Linked DNA regions of Homo sapiens: region 2 is linked to region 1. A link is an interaction called in ENCODE POLR2A ChIA-PET data of the cell type or tissue named here. Cell type or tissue: PC-3. All regions are shown on one strand. Links, peaks and the distances in the headings refer to the core of each region. The heading gives the core; the rest is flanking DNA.

The links. Peaks named below come from ENCODE experiments on the same cell type or tissue, not always from the same donor. Only the 100,000 strongest peaks of a DNase experiment are listed, where the experiment ranks them.
Region 2: POLR2A ChIA-PET joins it to region 1 with 5 read pairs; 2 of 35 experiments call an interaction of 5 or more read pairs at or near these places.

What each region holds. Positions count from the first base shown.
Region 1 is chr1:205,538,656-205,546,672 of GRCh38, forward strand. No RefSeq gene overlaps it. Among named protein-coding and RNA genes, the nearest start is that of SLC60A1, 26 kb to the right of the region's middle. RefSeq lists silencers at 4,746-4,795, 4,896-5,025 and an enhancer at 4,886-5,180. In PC-3, for the core only: a CTCF peak has its summit at 5,529 (motif pointing left); DNase peaks (open chromatin) are centred at 4,936 and 5,516; H3K4me3 peaks cover 1,337 bases; H3K27ac peaks cover 2,722 bases.
Region 2 is chr1:205,196,640-205,201,639 of GRCh38, forward strand. All of the region lies in intron 1 of DSTYK (dual serine/threonine and tyrosine protein kinase), which reads right to left. Among named protein-coding and RNA genes, the nearest start is that of DSTYK, 13 kb to the right of the region's middle. In PC-3, for the core only: no CTCF peak of the experiment used is centred there; no DNase peak of the experiment used is centred there.

The DNA.
Region 1 (8,017 bases), core at 1,848-6,847:
CTGCACCTGGCCTGACCCTATTCCTTGGATCTTTCTTTTTTGCTGTGCGGAGTAGCAAGGTGTAACTGGCAGATGAGATACCTTCCTCAGAGAAGCCAGAGGAATGTGGCAAAGCATGATCCTGGGCTTGCAAACACCCTTCTCCTTGGATTCCAGGATGCCAGGGGTATCCTCTCAGGCCTGTCACTGGCTTTGAGGCCAGACTTGGCTTTTCAGGACCTGAGACTGATTCTGGGGTGTGGGAATGAACTAATCTGGGACTTTTTTTTCTTTTTTTTGAGACAGTCTCACTCTGTTGCCTAGGCTGGAGTGCAGTGGCATGATCTTGGCTCACTACAACCTCTGCCTTCTGGGTTCAAGCGATTCTCATGCTTCAGCCTCCCAAGTAGCTGGGATTACAGGCATGTGCCACCATGCCCAGTTAATTTTTGTATTTTTAGTGGAGATGGGGTTTCGCCCTGTTGACCAGATTGGTCTTGAACTCCTGGCCTCAAGTGATCCACCTGCCTCGGCCTCCCAAAGTGCTGGGATTACAGTCATGAGCCACCATGCCCAGCCCACAATCTGAGATTCTTAAAGCTCGAGTTGATGAGAGTAGGAGGGCCACCTCAGGGAACAGGAGATGGGGCCAGAGGTTAGGGCTCAGTACTGTTTCCTGCCTTGGGCAGATGCCTTGAGTGGGTACCTTCAGCCACCTGTGATTCCACACCTCCAGCCAGTGTTCCACTTGGTAATGGAATTTACTGCCTGGCTTCTCTGTAGAAGATGAGTGGGGGTGGGGCGAGGTTGAGATTTATAAGCAATAGAGGCAGTGCTGTGCCAGGCTGCCTCAGCCTAAGTCCTGGCACCACCACATCCTAGTTGTATGAACTTAGCCACATCGCATGGCTTCTCTCTGCCTCAGTTTCCCCACCTACAAAATGGGGTGATCATAGGATGAGTGTGGATTAAATGAATTAGTACATGAAAAGCACGCAGAGCCCAGGCACGGTGGCTCACACCTGTAATCCCAGCACTTTGGGAGGCCGAGGCGAGCAGATCACAAGGTCAGGAATTCGAGACCAGCCTGGCCAACCAACATAGAGAAACCCCGTCTCTACTAAAAATACAAAAATTAGCCAGGCATGGTGATGCACACCTGTAATCCCAGCTACCCAGGAGGCTGAGGCAGGAGAATCGCTTGAACTGGGAGGCGGAGGTTGTGGTGAGCCAAGATTGCGCCACGGCACCCCAGCTTAGGCAACAGAGCAAGACTCCGTCTCAAAAAAAAAAAAGAAGAAGAAGAAGAAGGAGGAGAAGGAGGAGGAGGAGGAGGAAGAGGAAGAGGAAGAGGAAGAATAAGAAGAAGAAGAGCACGCAGAATTTACTGGTCATGTAGAAAGCATTACACAGTGTAAGCTGTTGTTATGTCATCTTTCCCTGAGGGTAGAAGCAGGCATCACCCACCTTCTCTGTTTCACTGTGAGGGCTGTGACCAGGAGGCAAAGGCTTCTTACTAAAAGGAGGAATGGTTCCGTGGGGCACACAAGTGAATAAAACCCTTTCTGTCTATGGAGAACTACCTGTCCTCCCAAAATGCCATTAGAGTTTGGGAATTCTGGTGTCCCTTACTCTAACAGATACCGATGTTAGGCAAAAGGCTATGAACTTAACAAACATTACCTAAATTTTAAAACTTTTTAAAAGTTAAGAGACAAATCTTTTGGGGGCCAGGCACGGTGGCTCACGCCTGTAATCCCAGCACTTTGAGAGGCCGAGGCAGGTGGATCACCTGAGGTCAGGAGTTCAAGACCAGTCTGGCCAACATGGTAAAATCCCGTTTCTATTAAAAATACAAAAATTAGCCGGGCATGGTGGCATGCACCTGTAATCCCAGCTACTCAGGAGGCTGAGGCACAAGAATTGCTTGAACCCGGGAAGCGGAGGTTGCAGTGAGCTGAGATGGTGCCACTGCCCTCTAGCCTGGGCAACAGAGTGAGAGTGTCTCAAAAAACAAAGAAAAAAAAACTCCCTGGGTCCAGGTCCGGTACTCACACCTGTAATCCCAGTGCTTCAGGAGGCTAAAGCGGGAGGATTACTTGAGGCAAGGAGTTCGAGACCAGGCTGGGCAATATAGCAAGACCTTGTTTCTACAAATATTTAAAAAGTAGCCAGGCATGGGGGTGCATGCCTGTAGTCCCAGCTACTCTGGAAGCTGAGGCAGGAAGAGCGCTTGAGCCTAGGAGTTTGGGCTGCAGTTAGCTCTAATTGCACCACTGCACTGGAGCCTGGGCGACAGGGCAAGACCTTGTCTCAAAAAAAAAAAAAAAAGTCTCCTTGGCTTAGACCACTCTGTGAAACACTAGAGATTCAGAAATAAATAAACAGTGTTCTATCCTCAAGGAATTCACAGCCTGGTAAAGGAGAGAGATATCGGTTGCAGAAATGTGGTAGGGATTATCCCAGAGATTGTAAACAGCTGCCCAGATGACTTGCTCCTTCCACCTCCCTCCACTCCCCTTCCTCAGCCCCTGCAGTACCTACCTGGTTTGCAAGCCTTGTAAACTGAGTTGGGCCTCACTGCTAGGCTCATAGCTGTGAATGAAAATATGAGTGAATACAAACATGAAATGTCTGCTACATTAGGAACTTGCTGGAACCCACTCTTGCCTGGCCAGCTCTCTCCCTTCCCTTCCATGCAGCAGCAGGCACCTCGGGCTACCCCTGCTGCCTTGAGCTTAGACTTTAGACTCGAGTCCCCATTTACAGTCACGGGGTACAGCCAATCTTGTTTCTAAGGTGTTTCCAAACTCTACTCCCCAACCTCCACTCCTAGGTGTTCCTGGGCTGCAGAGGGCCTCCAGAGAGGCTTCAGGACATTCCACTGACTGTCCCACTGTCACCACTAAGGGTTGAGCCTCCTCGCTAGCAAGGTGCCTAAGCCCCTTGTACCCTGGCTCCGACTTCTTTGCATACTCTGCAATCTTGCTACTAGACCAAGGACCCATTTTCCCCAAGGGCACCTCCTACCTTAAGCCCTTGTGCCTGAGTCTGTCCACGTTCCCTCTGTTTGGACTTCCTTCCTTCCTTCCAGCTCCCTGCAGCACCAGTTCCAGTTCAGTCACTGTGCCTTGGGCAAACTCCCTCACCTGGCTGAGACCTTGGTGCTTTTGTCCCTACAATGAAGGTGGGTCCTGGATGCCCTCAGAGTCTCATTCTTGCTCCTGGATGTTACATAAACCTGTCTGCTGTCACTTTCGTGTTTTATAATCCCCCCTCTTCTTCTTTCAAACATGCCTCAAACTCCCTTCCTCCAGGAAGCCTTCCTTAATCAGCCCCGTGAATGCTCCCATATGTGCTCAGTTCTGGTGGTAGCAAGTGGGCCTATGCCAGTGCTGGTGCCAAGGGGTCCACAGGGGCCTTAGCTCCCTCATAACCTCCATTGCCTGAAAGGCCACCCAAATACCTATAACCTAAGTGAAAAACAGAGCTTAGCATAGAAACAGTGACCACTTCTCAGTAAATCCCCCAAGCATTCTCCCAATCCCCAACCAGACCTACCCCAAGCCAGACAGTCTAGAAATTCTAGTTGTCTATAGTCTACACTTTTTATTTTTTTGGAGACGGAGTCTCGCTCTGTCACCCAGGCTGGAGTGCGGTGGCGTTATCTTGGCTCACTGCAACCTGCACCTCCTGGATTGAAGCAATTCTTCTGCCTCAGCCTCCCAAGTAGCTGGGACTTACAGGCACATGCCACCATGCTCGGCTAATTTTTTGTATTTTAGTAGAGACGGGCTTTCATCATGTTGCCCAGGCTGGTCTTGAACTCCTTAGCTCAGGCAATCCGCCCACCTTGGCATGCTGCTCTCAGCGCACACAATGGGCATGGGAGAACAATGACGAGGAGAAAAACATCCCGCCCGCGCGTCCATGGGCTCACATCCTCCTTTCCCAAAGTGAAAGGATTACAGGCATGAGCCACCGCACCCAGCTTAGTCTACACTCTTGTATCTAGGTTTTCAGTGTCTAAGTCTCTTTCTTGGGTTTAAGTTGTAAGCTGCCTGGGATGAAAAGCGCCATGCCTTCTAATTCCTGGCTGTGACCTCCCCCAGTGGCTTTGTCAGAGGAATGACACCACCTGGTGACCAAGTATTTTTTTAAATAATTATTTGGGTTTTTGTTTGTTTGTTTTTATTTATTTTTTGAGATGGAGTTTCACTCTTGTTGCCTAGGCTGGAATGCAATGGCACAATCTCGGCTCACTGTAACCTCCGCCTCCCAGGTTCAAGCAATTCTCCTGCCTCAGCCTCCCAAGTAGCTGGGATTACAGGTGCATGTCACCATGCCTGACTAATTTTGCATTTTTAGTAGAAACGGGGTTTCACCATGTTGGTCAGCCTGGTCTCGAACTCCTGACCTCAAGTAATCCACCTGCCTCAACCTCCCAAAATGCTGGGATTACAGGCGTGAGCCACCGCGCCTGGCTAATGTTTTTAATAATTATGAAAATGCTTTCACGCCCAGTAGCCCTTGTTGCCTCACCTTCTGTGAGGGAAACAGAGCATGCACGATTTCCCCATTTCAGTGGATGGGGAAACTGAGGCTTTGGGATTTTGAACTCCTTGCACATGGGAGGTTAAGTGGCAACACTTGGCCTCCTACCAGGCACACCCCTGCCCCAACGCTGTGCACCGTAGGTCAGTAACTCTGAACTGTTTTGTTTGCCAGCTCAGGTTTTAATCCGTTTCAGCATCGGGCCGTGAGCAGTGGCCGCGGGGCTAGCAGGAGAGCCAGAATAAGCAGATTTGGCTTCTAATCTGACTCACCCAACTGGTTCAGAATGCAGCCAAACCGGGGAAATTTGGGTGAGCTCCTCCTCTTCCCCTCCCTCACTTGCTCTCGCAGTTGTCCTCTAGCACCTCTCTCTATCCCTCCCTCCCCGTCCCCCCGCCCCACTCCCCCAGCTCTGGGAGCGCATGCGGGGGCGGGGTCCTAGGAGGATGTGAGCCCATGGACACGCGGGCGGGATGTTTTTCTCCTCGTCATTGTTCTCCCATGCCCATTGTGTGCGCTGAGAGCAGCACGTCACCAAGTCGCCTGGCAGGCTCTCAGCAGAGCTGGGGAATGTTTCCGGAGTGGACTAATCCATTATGAATGGCCGAAACTTTTTAAAAGCTCTGGCGTTTCTTTGCATGGCCAGACTGGGAGAGCCAAAGAGAAGGAAGGATTTGGAAACTCCTGGCTTTGAGGCTACAGGTCCCAGGGACCTTGGCAGACCCGTGGTTTGCCAAGAGGGCCTTTCAGACTGGGCCTGCCACCCAGTGAGGGATCTAGGAATGTCACGTGGAGGGGAAATGGCAGGTGGGGCCGTGGATGGAGGGCTCAGCTGGAGGTGTGGAAGGAGTCAAAATTGTATTATTTTTTGTTTACAACACCTGACCCCAACTTGGGACTTGGGATGGCTCACACCTGAGTATGGGAAAGGACCTAGTCACCTTTGAAAGCTTCACTGAGCTCCCCCCAGAGGAAATGGAAAGTCAGAATTGTTTTGAAGTGGGTCAGTGTTTGCCAGTGGGTGAGTAATGCTCAGTGCTCCCAGCTCTTTCCTCCCAGAGAAAGCATTCCTCTATGCATCCCTCTCTTTACCACTAGGCTGGGGGTGCCATCTCTCCGAGGTGCCCAGTGCTTTGCGTACATTTCTTCATTGTTTGATTGGTCTTGTGAGAATCAACTCACAGCAAGACCAATAAGCTTGTGTAGTAACCTATTTCTTTAGATGAGGAAACTGAGTTTCACAGAGACTGAGATTGCTCCAGACCACGCAGCTACTTTGTGGCAGAGCTGGGACTGGAACCCAGGTCTGTGACACTCCAAAGTCCATGTTCTGCGACAGAATTTCTCAAGCATTCAGGTGCATAAGTGATGGCTGGGGTGCCAGCCGAGAGTGCAGATTTCTGGGCGCTGTCCCCTCTTCCTCATCCTAATTCAACAAATCAGAGTTGGGGGCAGGAATCTGCATTTTTGACAAATAACAGGTGATTCGGAAGCGGTTGGGGCAAGGTTGAGAAACACTGACTTGGGGCTCTGTTGTTGTTGTTATTGCTTGAGACAGAGTCTTGCTCTGTCGCCCAGGCTGGAGTGCAGTGGCACGATCTTGGCCCATTGCAACCTCCACCTCCCAGGTTCAAGCAGTTCTCCTGCCCCAGCCTCCCAGTTAGCTGGGATTACAGACGTGTGCTACCACGCCTGGCTAATTTTTTTTTATTCTCCAATTTAAAACTTTTAATTAAAAAGTAAACTTCAATGTCAAAAATGCAAACTTGGGGAGGGCAGAAGTATCACCCACAAGGCTGTCACTTCACACTTGGAGGGTTGCACAGCGGCCAGGCAGAGGCACTCCTCACATCCCAGATGGTGGGCGGCGGCCGGGCAGAGGTGCTCCTCACTTCCCAGACAGGGTGGCGGCCAGAAAGAGGCACTCCTCACTTCCCAGACAGGGCGGCGGCCAGAGAGAGGTGCTCCTCACTTGACACGTGGCTAATTTTTGTATTTTTAGTAGGGATGGGGTTTCACCATGTTGAGCAGGCTGGTCTTGAACTCCTGACCTCAGGTGATCCCGCTGCCTCAGCTTCCAAAGTGCTAAGATTACAGGCGTGAGCCACCACGCCCACCCAGGGCTCTGTTTTATGACGTCAGCCAAAAGAGCAGCAACCTGGTCTGAAAACAGGCGCAGGCTAGGGCCCTGCTGAGCCCTCAAGGGGCGGCCCTCTCCCCTCACTCCGCCTTCACCTATAGAGTGAAACCCAAGAGAAGTAGCCCCATCTCTCAGAAGGCAAAGGACCCATCTTCTGCCTAGAAAATCTCCCATTGCACTTTATAACATTTTCAACCCCCAGAGAGAAACCTGAACCACACCGGAACATTTAGTCATCCCTCAGAGGTTTATGGGCCCCTTGCCATGAGTAGGGGTTGGGACAGATACCACTCAGATGGGTGTAAAGCAGGTTTCTCAGAGATGGGTGCATCAGGACCCTCCTGCTTCAGAATTATCTGAGGGTCTGCTAAGAATGCAGAGTCCTGGGCCCTACCCCAGACCTCCAAAGTCAGAATCCCTGGAGGATGAACTCTGGGAATCTGCATTTTAAATACTCTCCTCAAGCAATTCTGTAGCAAGTAGACGTTTGAGAAGTGGTTTCCTGAGAGTCTGGGAAGGAAAGAAACTGGAAACGCTGTAGCTTTGGGTCCTGCGGGTTAAAGACCACAGTAAGACACCCAAACTACATTTGTCAGCCGGGAATCCCTGGAGTGCAGCTGTGGATTTGTGAAAGGAGAGCTGCACATGGCACGTGGAGGTCTGGGTTTGAATCCTGGCTTGGCTACTCTGTGATTCTGGACCAGTGACTTAATCTCACGGAGCTCAATTCCTCACATGCCAAATGGGATACTCTAGTCCACCTCCCAGCATCACCATGAGGACCTAGTGAGCATGCCGCAGCTCCGAATGAACAGCGCGGGCTTGTGCTGCCAGGAGCTCATTCTGCATGATGTGGCTCTAGGCAATGCCATCAATGGGCTCCTAGTAGCCTCAAGCTGGAGCAGACCCACTTCACTCTGCTGGGGAGCCAAGGGCTGGGGTGGGGTGGCTGGTTAGAGTTCAAAATCAGACTCTGGACCCATGGGGTGGCCCAGGGTACCCAAAGAGGGTCAGGGGTCAAGCTGTGCCTCACAAGACCCTGAAAAGGAAAGTGTAACCCTAGCAGGATAGCCTCGTGGTTAAGGGCATAGGCTCTAGAGCCAGAGGGCTCAAATCCTGGCTAGTGTACTTGCTAGCTGAGCGACCTTGGGCCACTTACTTCACCTCTCTGTGCCTCAGTTTTCTTATGTGTAATATGGAGATATAAAAAACATACCCACTTCCCTGACACAGGGGAAAAGTCCTCAAAATATGTCACACAATATTAGCCATTATTGACTATTAATGGAAGGATTTTATGCATGGGGAGTCTTTTAATAGTTGACTTCATAGTTGTCTGTGTCT
Region 2 (5,000 bases), core at 1-5,000, 340 kb before region 1:
TTTTTTGAGAAACAGGGTATCAGTGAAATACAAGAACACCTCTCCACAAACTAATCAATTGCAAAGGAAAAAAATGGTGAATTCACAAACTAATCAACTGCAAAGCAAAAAATGGTGAATTTTTTTTTTTTTTTTTTTTTTTGAGATGGAGTTTCGTTCTTGTTGCCCAAGCTGGAGTACAATGGCATGATCTCAGCTCACTGCAGCCTTCCGGGTTCGAGCAATTCTCCTGCCTCAGCCTCCCAAGTAGCAGGGATTACAAGCATGCACCACCATGCCTGGCTAATTTTTTTTTTTGTATTTTTAGTAGAGATGGGGTTTCACCATAGTGGCCAGGCTGGTCTTGAACTCCTGATTTCAGGTGATCCACCCGCCATGGCCTCCCAAAGTGCTGGGATTACAGGCATGAGCCACTGCGCCTGGCCCTAAAACTGGTGAATTTAAGGTGGAGAAAACATCTCCAGGGATGGGTTAACGTCATATACCCTGTGATGAAAGGAAAAAAAAAAAAAGGAGACATTGTTGGGACAGTTGGCAAAACCTGAACAGGGTCTGTGGACTGGATGGTAGTACTGAACCCATGTTAATTTCTTGATTTGGCGAGCTGTATGGTGATCATAGAAGCACATCCTTGTTTGGGAGGAATGCATACTGGAGTGTTTAGAGGAGATGAGAAAACCTAACTGCACTCAGCTCTCAAAAGGTTCAGAAAAAGGCTACATCTAATATAGATCAGGAAGGAGAGAGACTGGGTGATGGAACAAATCCATGAAAATGTTAACAACTAGAAAATTTGCATGAAGCAGGTATTGGAACTCTTTTATTGTTCTCGCAACACTTACGTATGTTTGAAATTATTTCAAAATAATTTTTTTAGGATCCAAATATATACCTAGCAAAGCGTATCCAGCTCTTGATCTCAGAGGAAAGAGATCAAGAGATAGGATTTTACTTGACAAGAAAAACCAGCCGGAAAAAAAAAAAATACATCAAATACAGCAATAACAGGATTTGAACAACAACAGTTTCTTCACTGTCTCCACTTTTGCCCTGCACATTACCTTCCATCCCATCAATCTTCCTGTGATGTTTACTATTGCTTGTTCAGAGTCTGGGGAGTTCAAGGCACTGATCTAAGCAAGTAGTTTAGGATCAGACTTAGAATCCAAATCCACAAGTCTAAGCAGTATAGACCAACATGATGCTCCAGTATAGAACAGTCTGATGAAAGTTACCTGTAACCATCAGGTTCATTAAATAAGAAACCACGAAGGCCGGGCGTGATGGCTCATGCCTGTAATCCCAGCACTTTGGGAGGCTGAGGCGGGCGGATCACCTGAGGTCGGGAGTTTGAGACCAGCCTGACCATCATGGAGAAACCCCGTCTCTATTAAAAATACAGAATTAGCTGGGCGTGGTGGCACATGCCTGTAATCCCAGCTACTCGGTAGGCTGAGGCAGAAGAATCGCTTGAACCCGGGAGGTGGAGGCTGCGGTGAGCCAAGATCACGCCATTGTACTCCAGCCTGGGCAACAAGAGTGAAACTCCGTCTCAAAAAAAAAAGAAAGAAAGAAAGAAAGAAACCAACAGAGGAAGCTTGACTTTGATTTTGCACTGCCTGTAGTGGCCCCTTATGTTTATTAGTGGTAGAGACTATATTGCCATTATACACTAACTACTTTTATCCTATACCAACAAACCACTTTTCCAAGTTAAAGCAGCAAAACTTTTCCAATTCTCTCCATGGGACAGAACCAGAAGAGCATGTCAGTTGTTCAATCAGGAGAAAGTGAAAGAGGTTTCCTCAGTGGGGTTCTTATATACTAAAAAATAAGAATGACTTTTCTTTACTAGCTATATTCCCCCACATTCCTCCTTGCACCTAGATATCGCCATAATATTAAACGCTAAGGCTAGAGTATATCATATGGAATATTCCTAAAACGTAAACTCCATACTGGTTCATTCTCACTGTCCCTCTCATTTGAATAGAAAGAGCTTTTATTTAAAATAGTCTTGTAACCTAGCTGCATTTGTGATAGGGCCTTAGTCTTTGCTCTGGCAAGTTTGACTTGATTTAAAAAAAACAAAAACAAAAAAACCCTGGGAAATTCTCTCCCCATTAAATAGACTAGAAAATATTAAAAAAAAGATCTAAACTGAAATTTGTCTGGCATAAATAAGGCACTAAAGCTTTTTTTTTTTTTTTTGAGATGGAGCCTCGCTCTGTCGCCAGGCTGGAGTGTGGTGGCGCGATCTCGACTCACTTCAATCTCTGCCTCCCAGGTTCAGGCGATTCTTCTGCCTCAGCCTCCCAGGCACTAAAGCTCTTAATCTGATGAAACTAAAGTTAGACACTTTGAGGATGAAAGTACTTTTTTAAAATAAGTGGAATTTTTTTAAAAAATCAAAGGCTTTTATAAATATATAACCTAGACATAATTATTTGGGACAATTCTGATGTATCATTAGTTAGACAAGTGAAAAGCAAAACAATCCTCAAGTCCTACTCCCATCATCCTGCCCAGAGCACACCACCTCAGGGAATGGAAGCATGTTATAATAAAGCCCAACTCCAAAGAAAGCGGTGGTCAAAAGGTTCCCACAGCCACGTGGCACACAGCTGGGGAATATATCCAAACTGCTCACACTGCCTAGAGAAGAAAATAGAAAAACACACTGCCTGTGATGGGCACTTCAACCAGAACCCACAGGGGATACTGATGAGTCTCCATGCTCTGACCAACTTTCCCTCCAAGAGTTTTGGTTTGGACTTTGGAGGAACATTACGCATAAGGGAACTTTCTCAGAGAGTCTCATTTATAGCTCAAAGCAAGGAGACACACATCTTAAGCATTTCTACATCTGTTCTCCTCTGGTCATGTAAGTGTCAAGTTCCAGGTTCCATAGGATCACCAAACTCCCTGTGTGACAAAGAACTGAATCAACCTCCAAGCCTGGGAATGGCCTATACTGAGACTGGACATCCTCCCACGGCACTCCAGTCAGAGCTCTGTGAGGTAAAATAGAAAAACTGCACCCCCACGTGGACTCGCCCTCTGTAGTCTTGTTATGAATGACACTACTCAGATTCCCTGCACCATGTAGGAAGCAAACCCCGTCATCCCTAGAGGCTATTTTCCTGTAAGAAGGAGCAAATTAACCTTAGGTTTTACAACCATAACCAAAAAAACCACATCCACCCATAGCTCGTAGTTTTCCTACCGGCTTCTCTGTAACTTCTAAGAAAGACAGAAATGAAAGAAGCTCTAATAGTAATCTTCATAAATGCATTCTGCATTTGAACCACAAAAACGAGATGATATAATTTTTCCATCAAAGAGAAAATAGGCTGATTTTCCTCTACTGTCAGAAAGTGGGCAGAACATTTCAACTCTTATTCTTTTTTTTAATGAGACAGAGTCTCGCTCTGTCACCTTGGCTGGAGTGCAGTGGTGCAATCTCGGCTGGTTGCAAACTTCGCCTCCTGGGTTCAAGAGATCCTCCTGCCTCACCCTCCCAAGTAGCTGGGATTACAGGCGCCTACCACCGCGACCAGATGATTTTTTGTATTTTTAGTAGGGACAAGGTTTCACCATGTTGGCCAGGCTAGTCTTGAACTACTAACCTCAGGTGATCCACCTACCTTGGCCTCCCAAAGTGCTGGGATTATAGGCATGAGCTACCACACCCAGCCAATTTTTTGTATTTTTAATCGAGATGGGGTTTCGCCATGTTGGCCAGGTTGGTCTTGAACTCCTCACCGCAGGTGATCTGCCCACTTCGGCCTCCCAAAGTGCTGGGATTACAGGTGTGAGCCACTGCGTCCGGCCTCAACTCCTATCCTTATCAATGCCATTTAATCTTACAATTTTCCATATGCCCTACACTCCTACCCACTCAAAGACAACTAATGATTAAGTAGGTAACCAATTTGTAGAAAATCCTCTGGGAGAGACATGATGAAACACTAATCCTTTTTTCCTTCATAACATCAATTTGGAATTAATAATCTCAGTTAGTTGGACAGAGTGGTTCACCAATGCGTGTCCTGTGCCTAGTACAGAGTCAGGCATTAAATAAAGGTTTGCTGAGTGAATGAATATTAAGAATTTACTTCCCATATCATGGTGAAGCTCAGGTCTACTGGTATTGCATGCAAGTCATTCTTTGGAACATGAAAATAATTCTTTGGGATACTGGCACAGAATGCAACTGCACCTACTACTTGATAGCACAACAGGGTGACTATAGTCAATAATAATTTAATTTTTTTTTTTTTGAGACAGAGTTTCACTCTTGTTGCCCAGGCTGGAGTGCAATGGTGCAATCTTGGCTCACTGCAACCTCCGCCTCCCAGGTTCAAGCTGTTCTCCTGCCTCAGCCTCCTGAGTAGCTGGGATTACAGGCACGTGCCACCATACCCGGCTAGTTTTGTATTTTCAGTAGAGATGGGGTTTCGCTATGTTGGTCAGGCTGCTCTCGAACTCCTGACCTCATGTTATCCACCCGCCTTGGCCTCCCAAAGTGCTGGGATTACAGGCATGAGCCACCATGATGGCCCAGTTGTATATTTTTAAATAACTTAAGGAAAGTAATTAGATTGTTTGTAACTTAAAGGATAAATGTTTAAGGGGATGGCTACCCCATTCTCCATGATGTGTTTATTTCACATTGCATGCCTGTATCAAAACATCTCAGGTATCCCATAAATATATAAACCTACTATGTACACACAAAATTAAAAACAAAATTTTTTTAATGCAAAAAAAAAAAAAAAAAAAGAATGCAACTGCAGCCTAACTAGTCACCTATGAAATGCATATCATTGTTCTTTTTTAGGGGCCCAGAGAGTAAAATGTGTGTGAATTTACAAAAATCCTTATGTTCTATGGGGCCAAAAAAAACGCCCTTCCAAGGAAGGAATTAAATTGCATTTAATTTCAAAACATCATTCCAATATCCACCAGCTGTGGAAATAATTTAACAGATATTTATT